Linked DNA regions of Homo sapiens: all the other regions are linked to region 2. Evidence: chromatin contacts called from ENCODE Hi-C data. All regions are on one chromosome and are shown on one strand. The core of a region is the stretch at or near the end of the contact, and the rest is flanking DNA. Distances in the headings are between cores, read along the strand shown. Region 1 overlaps LOC105372049 (a long non-coding RNA gene). Region 2 holds the start of RNF138 (ring finger protein 138). Region 3 holds the start of DSG2-AS1 (DSG2 antisense RNA 1).

Region 1 (4,591 bases), core at 1,145-3,644, 860 kb before region 2:
GGTTGCAGTGAACTGAAATCATGCCACTGCACTCCAGCCTGGGTGACAGAGCAAGACTCTGTCTCAAAACAAAACAAAACAAAGCAAACAAAAAAACTTCACTTAACAAGAGTTGGCAAAAAGATCAATAATGAAGTAAAAGGTATCTGACCTGTTAAGTCACTGTCATGAGATCAATGAAGTTAAAGCTCATGCAATTCATGCTTCGAATTTTATATCTTCCTTCAGAAACTGTTTACTTTCAGTTTTCACACTTTTAAGTGTTTTATTAAATCACTTTCAAATCCAGTGATGATTAGAAACAGCCAAATAGGAAAGAGAGTTAAGCACACTGCATATAAATAAAACAATGACTATTCATAATGTTGATCCTGAATTATTAACAAAAGGAGAAATTATATTAAGAGAATGCAATATACCTTTTCAAGATTTTCATCTAATATTTTTTATTTTAATTTTTGATTTCTATCTGAAAATTGAGCCTGACTGAAACCTGTTCTTTTCATATACCGTATCCCTGTATGTTAAAATTCTCTCTTGCAAATAATCAAATTGTCAAAAAATGTAACTAAAAAAAAATTCTTTTCCATTATATTCATGCAATAAATTTAAAAACTGCAACCTAGAATATTAGCCTGTGAACCTAAGCTTGTATATTAAACTATTACCATATGGAATAAAAACGTATAATTGGGTGTTTAACAATGGGTGTTAAGGCCGTATTATTAGCACCAATCATAGTCTTTCTATTTCACTGTTATTTCCACAATATTCTGTTAGCCAATTTAATCTTTATTCCTACTAGAACAAAAGAAAACACATTGGAGATTAAAAGAGAGAACAAAGGTCGTCTGCAAACTGCCTGCTCTCTAGCCCCTATCTTTTATGCCAGGTTATGAGGGCAAGGAAGCGGGTAGTGGGAACAATCCACATAGATTAGGTCTCTGTCTTTGGCTTGCATCAAAATCATCTGGAGAATTTATTAAAATACACCACTGAGCCACAACTCGAGAGTTTCTGGGTCCCAGACCTGAGAAATCTGTATCCTAAGCAGAGATGCTCCCCACACACCATGGCACTGGATGGTTGGGTAGCAGAGGTCTCCTGAGCCTGTGTACAGTGCACGAGGATCACATATGCCCCAGATGATGTGTAGCCAGGATGCACGAGCCAGCCAACCCAGTCTTCTCCAGCTGATGGCCATCTTATTGCTCAGTGCCTGTGTCAAATGGGTTGCTAAATATTTTTTATATCACCCCTGTGCTTACTCTGAATGCTTCAGTAAGAAAACTCTTAAAATTTGCAACATCCAGGGAAACAAATAAAAATTAGCTACTAGATGGAGGATAGCAGCCTTATAGGTTTTTTTTTTCATAGAGAGGGGTAGAATTTATAGCAGATAGGTTAATAAAAATTCAACATGAATAAAACATCTGCTTATCATGTAAAGTAGTTTCAAGCCACCTCAAAATATATATGCTTTTAAGTGGAAGTAATATCCTTGCTGTAATCCACATCCCCTAGGTCTGTTTCCCTATCAGATTGCTATTCTAGCCCTTCCTGTGTAGATGCTCTGTCACTGTCCTTGTAGAGAGCAGTCAGGCCTGGGTCTCTGACAGGAAGAGTTGTCTTAATGGAAGTCAGTGTGTACAGACCCTGCACCCAGTGGCTCACGCCTATAATCCCAGCACTTTGGGAAGCTGAGACAGGTGGATCATTTGAGCCCAGGAGTTCCAAACCAGCCTGGGCAACATGGCAAAACCTCATGTCTACAAAAAGTACCAAAAAAAAAAATTAGCCAGGTGTGGTGGTGCATGCCTGTAGTCCCCGCTGAATGCGAAGATCATCTGAGCCTGAGAGTTCAAGGTTGCAGTGAGCTGTGATTACGCCACTGCACTCCATCATGGGTAACATAGTAAGACTCTGTCACACACACACACACACACACACACGCACACACACACACACACCAAGTAAATGAATGAGTTATGGATTACACCAATAAAAGCAGTTTAATTTGTGGAAGCAACGAACAAGTAAACAGCAAACTAGAATTACAAATGCTGCATGTTTTATTTTCATTTTGTTATTGGCCATGATTTAGTTCATCTAGAAACAATTTTAAAATCAAGCAGAGATTTCAGCACTTATTCATATTCTTCATGTATTGCTATGAGAACATCTTTTTTCTCCTTAATAATCTTCCCCTTAATAATATTCTATCTACTTTCAGAGAGAATATAAACTTGAGACTGCAATTACCAGAAAACACTGCTATATTTTTCAGGGCTACTTTGTGCCCCATGTAGGTTATACTTACTGCTTATTCTGAATATGGCAAAAAAAATGACATAATGAGCAGATTTTTTTCAGGGCAAGTCCAACAACATTTTCCAGCATGGGCCAGATTGGACAAGGACTGTGGTAATAAGTAACCTGTGAAATAACAGAGGGAAGTCATGGAGATTGGAGGTTGGAATTTGGCATGGGAATAAAGAGGAAAAGCTTCACATAAGGGGAGCACTTGGCAAGGCTTGGAAACACAGCAGAGAAGAAAGAAGAGATCAAGATGATTTCAAGTTTCATGCATGCACAGCTGGAAGAGCTGTGAAGTCACTGAGATGGCTGTCTGCGGCCAGCCCACCTGAACGTGCTAGGTGCTGTCTGTGACCAGAGGAGTTAGGAGGTGCGAGTGCAGTTTTCTCTTCTGAGTGTGGTTGACCTTGTATTGGGACAGAGTGTGCTGGGGTGACAATATCACCACCAACAGAAAGGTGCAAACACAAGAATAGTAGCAAGATAAGAGGGCATGATAGAAAATGTTTTTGTGAATCTTTGGCACAGAAGTGAAAGTTGACACCACAAGCTTGAATGACAGTCCCAGAAGTGAAGGAAAAGGTGAACAAGAGAGCAGGGACTGAGCCAGTGGGACTGACTATCAACATGACAAATCTCATTTGGCTTTGTTTTAAATTGCTCTCCAGTTCCATATGGATTTTTTAAAGGAAGGATGAGTTGCTTTTGACCAAAGTCATACAGTACAATTTGTAAATATGGGCTTATTATAGATAGAAAGGTAAATTGGGTTAGAACTAACACTTTTTTGGTTTTCAGTATTTTCATCTTATTACCAAATATTCAACAGTCATTAAAACAATTTAAAAGAAAGCTTTGGACAAAAGTTTAGGCATTAAATTCCCTAAGTATGAGTATCTTCTAGTTCACATAAATATTTGCAAAAGAATTTTTGTCATTTTCTTGGTCCTTACTAAGCACCTCTTGTTTTAAAATATCCAGAATGAACACTTCTATCTCAATATACTTTAAAGAAGGTAATTTGTTAAAAAAAATTAGGAATGATTATTAGGGAGAAAATAAATATTCTCAATAGCAATACAAGAAGAATATGAATGAAAGCTAAAATCTCTGCTTGATTTTAAAATTGTTTCTAGATGAACTAAATTGTGGTCAATAACACAATGAAAATATAATATGCAGCATTCGTAATTCTAGTTTGCTCTTTATTTGTTCATTGCTTCCACAAGCATAACTGTTTTTACTTGTGCAATTGGTAACTCATCCATTTACTAGCACATTCAACATTATTAAGGGCCTAAAATGTGTACCAGACACTTTAATCCCTGCTTCAGGGAGCCTACATTGTTAGGAACATAAGTGTGAGCAAACTCATTAGGTAAATCCAGATGATTTAAGTAGATTGGTCAAACTATGAAAATATCTACATGACAGAACAAAGTACAAGTATCTGTTCCTTTTTAAAAATATTTTCTTATACTAATTAACATACCTTAGAATTTACATTGGGCACTTCTATCTGTCCTTTATTAATTTCAGCATCATGTGTTATTGATAGTGAATACATTTGAGAACTGCACTCAAACACTTGTGTCTATCAAACTTCTGAAACTACTGCAAAAATATGTGCTTCATCTCGCTGTCATCAAAATAAAAAAAGGAATAGCCCTTCTCTGAAAGAAGTTTAATGACCTAATAATTTGTTCCACCTCCAGTGTTTCCCACTGTGCTTACCTCAGAAAACCTCATTTTGATCACATCTTTTTCAGTGTCTATGAAGTTCATTATTTGTTGGTTTGTGTGTTCCTCAGGATTTTAAAAAATCATTTTGAATGATCAGTCTTTTTGTTCCTCCATATTATTCTATATCCTGAAGTCGTTTTGTAGTTATAGCACTTCAACCATCTTTAGCAAGAGAACTCTTGGGGAGGGAGTTAATGAATAGCTAAAATTATGTATGTTTTTTCCTGAAAAGAGTATTCAATAGTTGATGAATGATAAAAAACTACTTTGCCATCTAATATACCTTTGTTTGTAAGAAAAATAGAATGTGATAATATTTGATAATGATTTAACTCAGAATAGTCACATTATTTTTAAGGAGCATGAAATATCTATTCAGACACACATACATTACACATACACACTCTACCCTACTCCCTTGAAAATACCAGTCAACATTTTTTCATTTTTGTTTACCAATCTGTGGTGAGAGAACATAAACTAATATAGTGCTGGCGTAAATAAACTTGATTTAGGATGTAAAATCTGCCAT
Region 2 (4,486 bases), core at 1,065-3,564:
AAATATCAAGTAGCTTTTCACCAGAAATGTTGCCAAGAAAGAAGATTGTGTCATTGGTAATTGCAACTTATTTTTTTAAGCTTAACTTTCCAAGGGTATCTATATTTTTCTTATGTCCAAGTTTTTGCTGGATTTCCACATATTGCCAGCTATATGCTTACGTGTATACCGAATGACTTATTAGAATATATGGGGGAGTGATACAAATATGTTTGGATTAGACATAAGTAAAGCTGCCGTTGCAGAGAAAGAATGAAGCAAATAAAATTAGGGTCACAAAATTAATGTTATGGTTAGATATTCCCAATGAATAATGGGAAACACTATTATACAGAAAATACACCTTACTTCCTAAATGGTCAGAATGAATGAAATGAGTGGAATTATCAAAAAAGTAAAATGTAGGCCAGGCACAGTGGCTCAGGCCTGTAATTCCAGCACTTTGGGAGGCCAAGGTGGGCGGATCGCTGGAGGCCAGGAGTTCGAGACTAGCCTGGCCAACATGGCAAAACCCTGTCTCTACTAAAAATGCAAAAATTAGTTTGGCATGGTGGTGCATGCCTGTAATCTCAGCTACTTGGGAGGCTGAGGCAGGAGAGTTGCTTCAACCTGGAAGGCGCAGGTTGAAGTGAGCTGAGATCATTCCACTGCACCCCAGCCTGGGTGACAGAGTGAGATTCTGTCTCAAAAGAAAAAAGAAAAAAAGTGAGTTTTCTTCTCTGGGCTGTTAAAAATTTGAACTCAAAGAACCATTTTATAAGTGAATGTGAAAAGCACCTGAACTACTGCTATTAGCTGCCCCTCTCGTCACGTGCTCTTCCTCCTTCCAGGAAATCTGAAGCTAGTATTAGCTTTCTTGTCTTGCTTCCACTGCGCTTGCTGCTAAGGAGGAAAAGCAACAAAAATACAAAATATAGTTTGGTAGAGGGAATTAGCTATTCATTGGACAAATTATTATTATTCTAGGAATCAATGCTTTTGAGATGTACATTAAAACCCATTTCCTCCATAAAGTTTTCTGTTAACTCTATATATTTCTAATCATTCCATTTCCTATCCTCATTATAGCCATCGTTTAATGCAAAATTTAATACTTTGGCAAATACCATTTTTTCTCTCTCATTCTGATAGATATGTAATAATGTAAACAGGTTGAGAGCAAAGTTCATGACATCTGCATAACACCTAACAATGCCAATGTCAACATAGACAATAAATGGCAGAATTGATTTAAATAGTCCCTTAAATGGCTTCTGTTTATTCATTTAGACCATGGGGGAGGGTTTTAACAAAGGATGGTAATAAAACCTTTCTTTTCTCTGAAGCTAATTGTAGATGCTGTATAATGTTCCAGATTTTCCTTAGCTTCTTTCACGTCATTGTGGATCCCATCTTATCGATTTATCCTTTTTTTGTTCTTCTTTTTTTTTGAGAGTCTCACTCTGTCGCCAGGGCTGGAGTGCAGCGGCGCGATCGCGGCTCACTGCAACCTCTGCCTCCCGGGTACAAGCGATTCTCGTGCCTCAGCCTCCCGAGTACCTGGGATTACAGGCTCCCACCACCATGTCCGGTTAATTTTTGTATTTTTAGTAGAGATGGGATTTCATCACGTTGGCCAGGCTGGTCTTGAACTCCTGACCTCAAGTGATCCAACCGCCTTCGCTTACCAAAGGGCTGGGATTACAGGTGTGAGCCACCGCGCCCGGCCTTTTTTCTTTCTTTTTTTTTTTTTTTTTTGAGACGGAATCTCACTCTGTTACGCAGGTTGGACCATCTTATAGATTATCAATTGTACAGATAATTGCACTCCGGCCTGGGAGACAGAGTGAGTACCTGTCTCAAAAAATAAAATAAAATAAAATAAAATTAAAAAAAACACTTAAATTAGTGAATAACCTTGGTGAAAAGCCACGTCCATGCTTCTACGGCATTTCTCTTCAAAGCTAAAAAAAAAAAGAAAAAATCAAAAATCAACCCAAAGGTGTAGTAGAAGACTGCATCTGCGACCGTATTTAAGCATCGGTCATGCTGTTAAAGGAGAAAGTGGACATCCTCTCAAGGAAACTTTAATCCTGCCCCCAAAGGATTAAAATCCCGTAACAAATATTTGTTTATAACACATCTTGACAAGATCAAAACATTCTGGTAGGGCAAATAGTAAAGACTAAATCTTGAACATTGACGAAAACTTCCTGAAAGGCCCAATGTATTTGACAGGAGAGGTAACTGGGGTCCCGGGCCTAGCGAGGCGGGGCGGGGAGGCGCAGGTGTCACCGCGGGCGCCCAGCTGCTTACGTCACAACCCGCGGAAGGCGCCGTGCGCCGGTTGCTATACAGGCCGCACTTCACACCCCGTGCCTCCCCGCCTCTCCTGGCTCCTCCGCCCAGATCCCCGGCGCTCCCGCGTTCGGTGACGGCCGGGTAGGCTGTAGGCAGCGCAATGCCAAGACAGAGCTGCTGGCGGCGGCGGGCGAATCTCCCTGCACCATGAGCCTCGGCTCCGGCCCCGTTAGGGGCCGATAAGCACAGCGCACGCCGCCCTCCATTTGCCCCGGGGCCTCGGCTGCGAAGATAGCGGCGGCCGGACAGGAAGCTCGAGGAAAGCGCTGGGCCGGGTCTCTACGAACACGTGAAGGAAAAGCAGCTCCGTCCACAACGCCGCTTCGGGGCTCCTAGGTGAGAGTCTCCCCGGCGGAAGCGTGGAGGGGCCGGGGTGCCGGGAAGCGGGGCGGGGAGGAAGCCGCGGACACGGGCTGGGCACTCGGGGCTCGGGGTCGGGGTGAGTAGAGGCGGAAAAGCAGTGAAAAGGGAGGCCTTGGGCGAAGACGGGGGCTGAGGGCGGGGCGCGAGCCCGCGCCTGGAGCCCGGTGAGGGCGTGGCCTAGAGCGTGAGGCCGCGTCCTGGGGCGGGGTGAGGGGCGAGCGGGGCGGGCCCACGGCATGCTGCGAGCCCAGCCTCCCGCCAAGCACCGTCCCCCATCCAGCCCCCTGTGGGAGGAGCCGTGGGAGGGGTCGCCTCTTGCCCGGCGCGTGCGGCAGTAGCGTCTCTGCGTTCGGCCCCGCCCTACCCAGGGCCCCGCCCCCTTCCTGGCGCGCGCTGTATCCTGATGCGATCCCCCTCCCCCCTCCGGGTTCATGTAGGGAGTCGGGCCCCGGGCCGCCACCGTCACCTCGGCCGCTGCCGCTGTCGCCATCGCCTTGTTTCCCCATCCCCCGCCATGGCCGAGGACCTCTCTGCGGCCACGTCCTACACCGAAGATGATTTCTACTGCCCCGTCTGTCAGGAGGTGCTCAAAACGCCCGTGCGGACCACGGCCTGTCAGCACGTGTGAGTAGACGCCCCCTCCCCCTCGCGGAGCCGGGTTGTCGCTTAGGCCCGGCCTCCGGCCCGGGACCCCGGGCTGCCGCCTGGCGGGAACCGAGCCCGCCGCGGCCTGCCCGAGCGTCGCTGCCCCGCGAGGTCCCGTTCCCCGCCCCTCAGAGTCCCGGGGCGGCCTTTTCCTCAGCCTCGGGGCCCGCTCCCCGCGTCCAGCCCCCTCAGCCCAAGCTCCCGCTCTCCCGCTCTCCCGCTCTCCCGCTCTCCCGCTCTCCCTGGCTTTCGCGCCCCCGGGGCAGTGGCCAGGCCGTTCCCTGCGGCGTCTTCAGGCCCCGGAGGCCCCTGTCGTCTCCGCCAGGCCCGGGAGGAATTGCAGGGATCTTGGAGCCTTTTTGTTTCTTAGCAACCCGGGTGAAGGCTGGGGTGTCGAGTGTCAAAAGCGGCCGGCGGTGCTCGCGCGGGCCCGCTCGCCCCGCGACCTGCCCTGCTTTCAAGTTTCCTCTTTCAGAACCTTGGTCCGTCCCCTCGGTCCAAGAGCTCTTCTGTAACTTCCCCTCAACCCTGCTTCACAGAACACCCTCGAGAGCGTTTTGTTTCGTTTCCAGTCCACTATGTGTTAGAGGGATCTAGAATGAGTTTTCTTCTCTGGTCTCTTAAAACTGACAGGATTTTCGGGCATTGAAATGAGCGTTCCCCTTTGTTTTACCTTTCTGCTTACTTATTACTTGATTAATACAAGGGTGGAGAGGAGAAAGGAAGACTTCTGTTATGAGGAATGAGCCGAAATTGAGATGCTACCCAGGGTGGGGGAGAACACAAAGGGGTTGGGTGAGATAACGCATGCGTTTGATTGGCAGGCATATTTACAAGAACTTTGATAAAATTTTATGGACAGCTAGGGTGTGAGTAAGGGTTGGAAAGAGCCCTTGTTGAGAAGGTGTATAGCCCTTCTGACAGACCTGACTGATGATCAGAGTCCCCGGGGAACTTTTTAAGTAAACATACCAATTCCCAGGCTCCATTTCAAACTTAACAAAAGAATGTTCGGGCAGGTGGGGCCTGGAAATCTTTATTTATTTATTTATTGTATTTTTTTTTAGTAGAGACGGGGTTTCACCGTGTTAGCAAGGATGGTCTCGATCTCCTGACCTCGTGATCCTCCCGCCTCGGC
Region 3 (4,421 bases), core at 389-2,888, 530 kb before region 2:
GGAGGAATTTACCTGTCTCAGAGGGTAAGGGTTTTTGGTACATTTAAGCAGGACAATTGCAAAAATCCAAACAAAATTTTCAGACTGGTTTTCTAAACCTGCACATGATTCATTTAACTGACAACATTTAATCTGCTGCATCCCAAGCCCAAGTTAGTTCTCATTGTTAAGTCTGAATTGATGGATTCTCAATGGGTTTGAGGGATTCTGAGGAAAACTACAGAGGTTTCAGTGCAGGACACGATCTATTTGCAATGGTTCAAAATCTCTTTCAGTTCCTATATTCTGGTTACTTGGATTGTTGGAGATTTTACTCACTGTATTAAAGATCTGTTTTATTCTTCTTTCTTTTTACCCGAGGCTATACATTAAGACGTACCCTATATGTTCCCCTGCCCCTCGTCTACAGCTTTCAGCTTCTTCTAGCAGGAAGTTTGGTTTTGCAACCCCTCTTGAGTTGGACCCTTCTAAAGTAATCTTGAGTTTCTCATTCCAGCCTCTCCAAGGACCACATCTATTGTTTCCCTAGTTTACATGGGTTCTTTTTCAAAGAAAAACACTGGATTGGGATACTTCAATGAAAGAAGTTGGAAAACGCACAAAATACAAGCATCTTAAATGCTTCTAGATATACCCCAACTAGATGTACCAGGTTGAATTGGCTTAGCAGTAAACTATATGTATGCTCACCTAGTAATAATCCATGTGTTTCTACACTTAAGAGATCCTCTGGACTACAGAAATAAGATGGAACAGAAGCACTGTGGCATAACTATGAGTGTTATATGCTTTATGGCCACAAGATGGCACTATGCACGCAGTAAAAGAGGCAAAGTCAATCTATCAAAGCTAGGAAGAAAAAAAAAAATCAAGCAATTTAATAAGTTCGTGAGCAACACAAACTTGCAAAGGCCAATTCCTTCCTTCACTAATTGTGACCCTCTCAGATAAAGTGTGATACGCTTCAGAGTTGCCTGAGAAACGAGACCTGGATTACGGAAGTCTAATAAAACCCATACCACTCTTTGATGGTGAAATACAAAATGTCTTTCTGAAGGTCAGTCATGAGCCTTTGGTTCTATCAAAAATGCTGCACTTTGGAGGAAATGACGCTGGCCAATGGATTTACGAATAACACACTCAGCCTGCTGTGGGCTATCTTAAAGAATAGATGTTGACTTTTTCTGAAATATTAGATTCAACTAAGCATATGTTGAATTCTCACTATGTGCAGAGCCCTATTTAGTGGCTTTAAAATTACTCAAAGATGAGTAAGGCCCAGACCTTGCCCTCCAGAGGCTCACAATATAGTGGAGGAAGTAGTTACAAACAGCTTATTCTGAAAACCAAGACACTGTAAAAAACAACATATCAAAGATAGAAAGAAAATGCCAAGGCTGATTGGAGAGATTAATTCTTCTTTTGATTAATTTCTCTTTGTCATTCCCAATTCCTCCAAGTTGAAGGGGAAAGGGAATGTCTAGGAGCTCTTCTTAGACAGGTGGGCTTTCGATGAAAATTGGAAGTTAATATAGTTAGGATACGGTCCCCTCCAAATCTTAGTTGAAATGTGACCTCCAATGATGGAAGTGGAGTCTGGTGGGAGGTATTGGATGATGGGAACCGATCCCGCAGGAACGGATTCGTGCCATCCCCTTGGTGATGAGCCAGTTCTCGCTCAGGTCGTTCACGCGAGATCTGGTTGTTTTTTAAAAGCGTAGCCCCTCTCTCCCCTCTCTCTTGATCCTGGTCTCACCATGTGATACACCCACTTCGCCTTCCGCCAATAATTGGAAGCTTCCTGAGGCCCTCACCAGAAGCAGATGCCAGCACCACACCTCTGGTTCACCTGCAGAACCGTGAGCCAGTTAAACCTCTTTTCTTTATAAACTACCAGCCTCAGGCCAGGTGTAGTGGCTCACACCTGTAATGCCAGCACTTTGGGAGGCTGAGGCAGTCAGATCACCTGAGGTCAGGAGTTCAAGACCAGCCTGACCAACATGGCGAAACCCGTCTCTACTAAAAATACAAAAATTAGCCGGGCGTGGTGGCGGGCGTCTGTAATCCCAGCTACTCAGGAGGCTGAGGCAGGAGAATCGCTTGAACCTGGGAGGCAGCGGTTGCAGTGAGCCAAGCGCGCCACTGCACTCCAGCCTGGGCGACAGAGTGAGACTCCGTCTCAATAAATAAATAAATAAATAACCAGCCTCAGGTATTTCTTTATAGTAATGCAAAAATGAACTAATCCAGAGAGTAAGTAAACAGGAGGAAGGACCACCTAGATCAGAAGCTTACCTCACACAGGTGAGGGTGGCTAGCGGGTAAGGGATTAGAGGCGGTGAGCACAGCAGAAGGTGTGGGTGAAGAGGCAGGTACAGGCCACCCTGTGGAGGACTTGGAACAGCAGCTAAGGCTGTGGGACCAGACTCTTTATGCAGTAAAGAGCCACAGACAATTGTGAGCAAGACACCTTATAACCAGGTTTTAGAAAGAATCCTCAGCTGGAAGGAGGAGATTCTGCAGGAAGAGGGTGGGGGAAAGTTGAAGTTAACTCCAACCAAAGTCAACCTTAAATATTAACCTTTTTTTCTTCTGACTTTCATTGACTTTTCCGTGCATTTTCAGTGCCCTTTTCTTGCTGTAAAGTAAATTTTAAATATTATGTCAATAGGTCACAGAGGCAACAGACAGGCAAGGTATGGTTATGAGAAAAACATTTCCCTAAACAAAATTAGAAGACAGCATTTGATGAAAGATTTTTTTCCTAACTTGTGAGTTTGTTTACATAAAAACACTTACAAAATTAGTCAATCAAAATAACATGGAGTCATTTACTTAAAGAATTCCTTACGTTTAAAAATAAAGTACTTGAATATGGAATCAACCTAAGTGTCCATCAACTTAAGTGTCCAATTTAATCCATCAACTGGATTAAAAAACTGTGGTACATATATACCACGGGATAATACTCAGCCATAAAAAAGAATGAAATCATGTCTTCTGCAGCAACATGGATGGAATTGGAGGCCATTAACCTAAGTGAAATAACTCAAAAACAGAAAGTCATTTGAGACCAGCCTTACCAACATGGAGAAGCCCCATCTCTACTAAAAATATAAAATTAGCCGGGTGTGGTGGTGCATGCCTGTAATCCCAGCTACTCGGGAGGCTGAGGCAGGAGAATCGCTTGAACCTGGGAGGCGGAGGTTGCGGTGAGCCGAGATCTCACCATTGCACTCCAGCCTGGGCAACAAGAGTGAAACTCTGTCTCAAAAAAAAAAAAAAAAAAAAAACCGTATGTTCTCACTTATAAGTGGAAGCTAAACAGTGGGTACACGTGGGCATACAGAGTGGAATAATAGACACTGGGGACTCCAAAAGGTGAGAAGGGAGGAGAAAGTAAGGATTGAAAAATTACCTCTTGGGTACAACGTTCACTGTTCCGGTGATGGGTACACTAAAAAGCCTAGATGTAACTGTTATGCAATCCGAGCATGTAAACAATCTGCAGCCGGGCTTGGTGGTTCATGCCTGTAATCCCATCACTTTGGGAGGCCAAGGCAGCAGGATTGCTTGAGCCCAGGAGTTCTAGACCAGCCTGGGCAACATAGTGAGACCTCGTCTTTACAAAAATTTTAAGAAATTAGGTGGCCATGGTGGTGTACACCTGCGGTCTCAGCTGCTTGGGCGGCTGACATGGGAAGATCACTAGAGCCCAGGAATTCAAGGCTGCAGTGTGCCATGACTGTGCCACTGTACTCCAGCCCAGATGACAAAGACTATGCTTTAAAAAAATGAAAATTTAAAAATCCTGCACTTGTACCCCTGAAATATATAAAAATAGAAACAGAAACATAAATAATAATAAAATGCATTTCTTTTACACATAAAACAAATAAAAGTAAAGTACTTGAAATTAGACGATTCCAGAAAATTGTTGACATGTTTGTTCCCCTAACAATTTGGTACTTTGGTCTCCTTTATGAAACTGTGAAAGCTCCGAGCCAAAAGCTTTGTCTTTCTTCATTCTTGCATCTTTAGTACATATCACAATGCTTTATATATGACACGTGCATGACTATTTGTTGTTAATTGAATGGTATATCATATTTCAATAGACATTTTCCCCAACATTCTATTGGAAAACTTTTCACACACATAGCAAACTGAAAGAATTTTCAGTGAACACTTGAATTTCTACCACCAAGATTTCACTATTAATATTTTACTGTTCTTAGTTTATTACATATCTATCCATGTCTGTATCCATTGATCAATCCATCTTATTTCTCTTGGTGAATTTCAAATTAAATTATAGCCATAAGTATACTTAAATACATCCATACGCTGAACACATCAGAGTTGAATTACAGTTCAAGATTTATTTACATTTTTTTTCTTCTGAGGCAAAATCACATAGC

The links. Hi-C counts contacts between places; a loop is a spot of excess contacts on that map. Pooled maps may share reads with other maps.
Region 1: a loop to region 2 is called in a map with no recorded cell type, with 4 times the contacts of the local background. The contact joins the enhancer-like site here to the promoter of RNF138 in region 2. A Hi-C loop is called at or near these places in 1 of 168 maps with a recorded cell type or tissue (Caco-2), 4 of 37 single-sample maps with no recorded cell type and 3 of 50 pooled maps.
Region 3: a loop to region 2 is called in a pooled map, with 3 times the contacts of the local background. The contact joins the promoter of DSG2-AS1 here to the promoter of RNF138 in region 2. A Hi-C loop is called at or near these places in 4 of 50 pooled maps.

What each region holds. Positions count from the first base shown.
Region 1 is chr18:31,231,342-31,235,932 of GRCh38, forward strand. All of the region lies in intron 1 of LOC105372049 (a long non-coding RNA gene), which reads left to right. Among named protein-coding and RNA genes, the nearest start is that of DSC1, 71 kb to the left of the region's middle. Within about 2 kb of position 2,395, at least 2 of the 41 ENCODE cell types and tissues checked have a DNase peak (open chromatin) inside an H3K27ac peak, as active enhancers do.
Region 2 is chr18:32,089,560-32,094,045 of GRCh38, forward strand. It overlaps RNF138 (ring finger protein 138), which reads left to right and starts at 2,315. Exons shown (of 8, transcript NM_016271.5): 1 at 2,315-2,676; 2 at 3,141-3,327. The coding sequence starts at 3,218. It overlaps LOC124904278 (a long non-coding RNA gene), which reads right to left and starts at 2,386. Exons shown (of 2, transcript XR_007066327.1): 1 at 2,296-2,386; 2 at 1,716-1,943. It also overlaps a transcript of RNF125 not described here. RefSeq lists an enhancer at 2,014-2,063 and a silencer at 2,734-3,153.
Region 3 is chr18:31,555,273-31,559,693 of GRCh38, forward strand. It overlaps DSG2-AS1 (DSG2 antisense RNA 1), which reads right to left and starts at 1,639. Exons shown (of 6, transcript NR_045216.1): 1 at 691-1,639.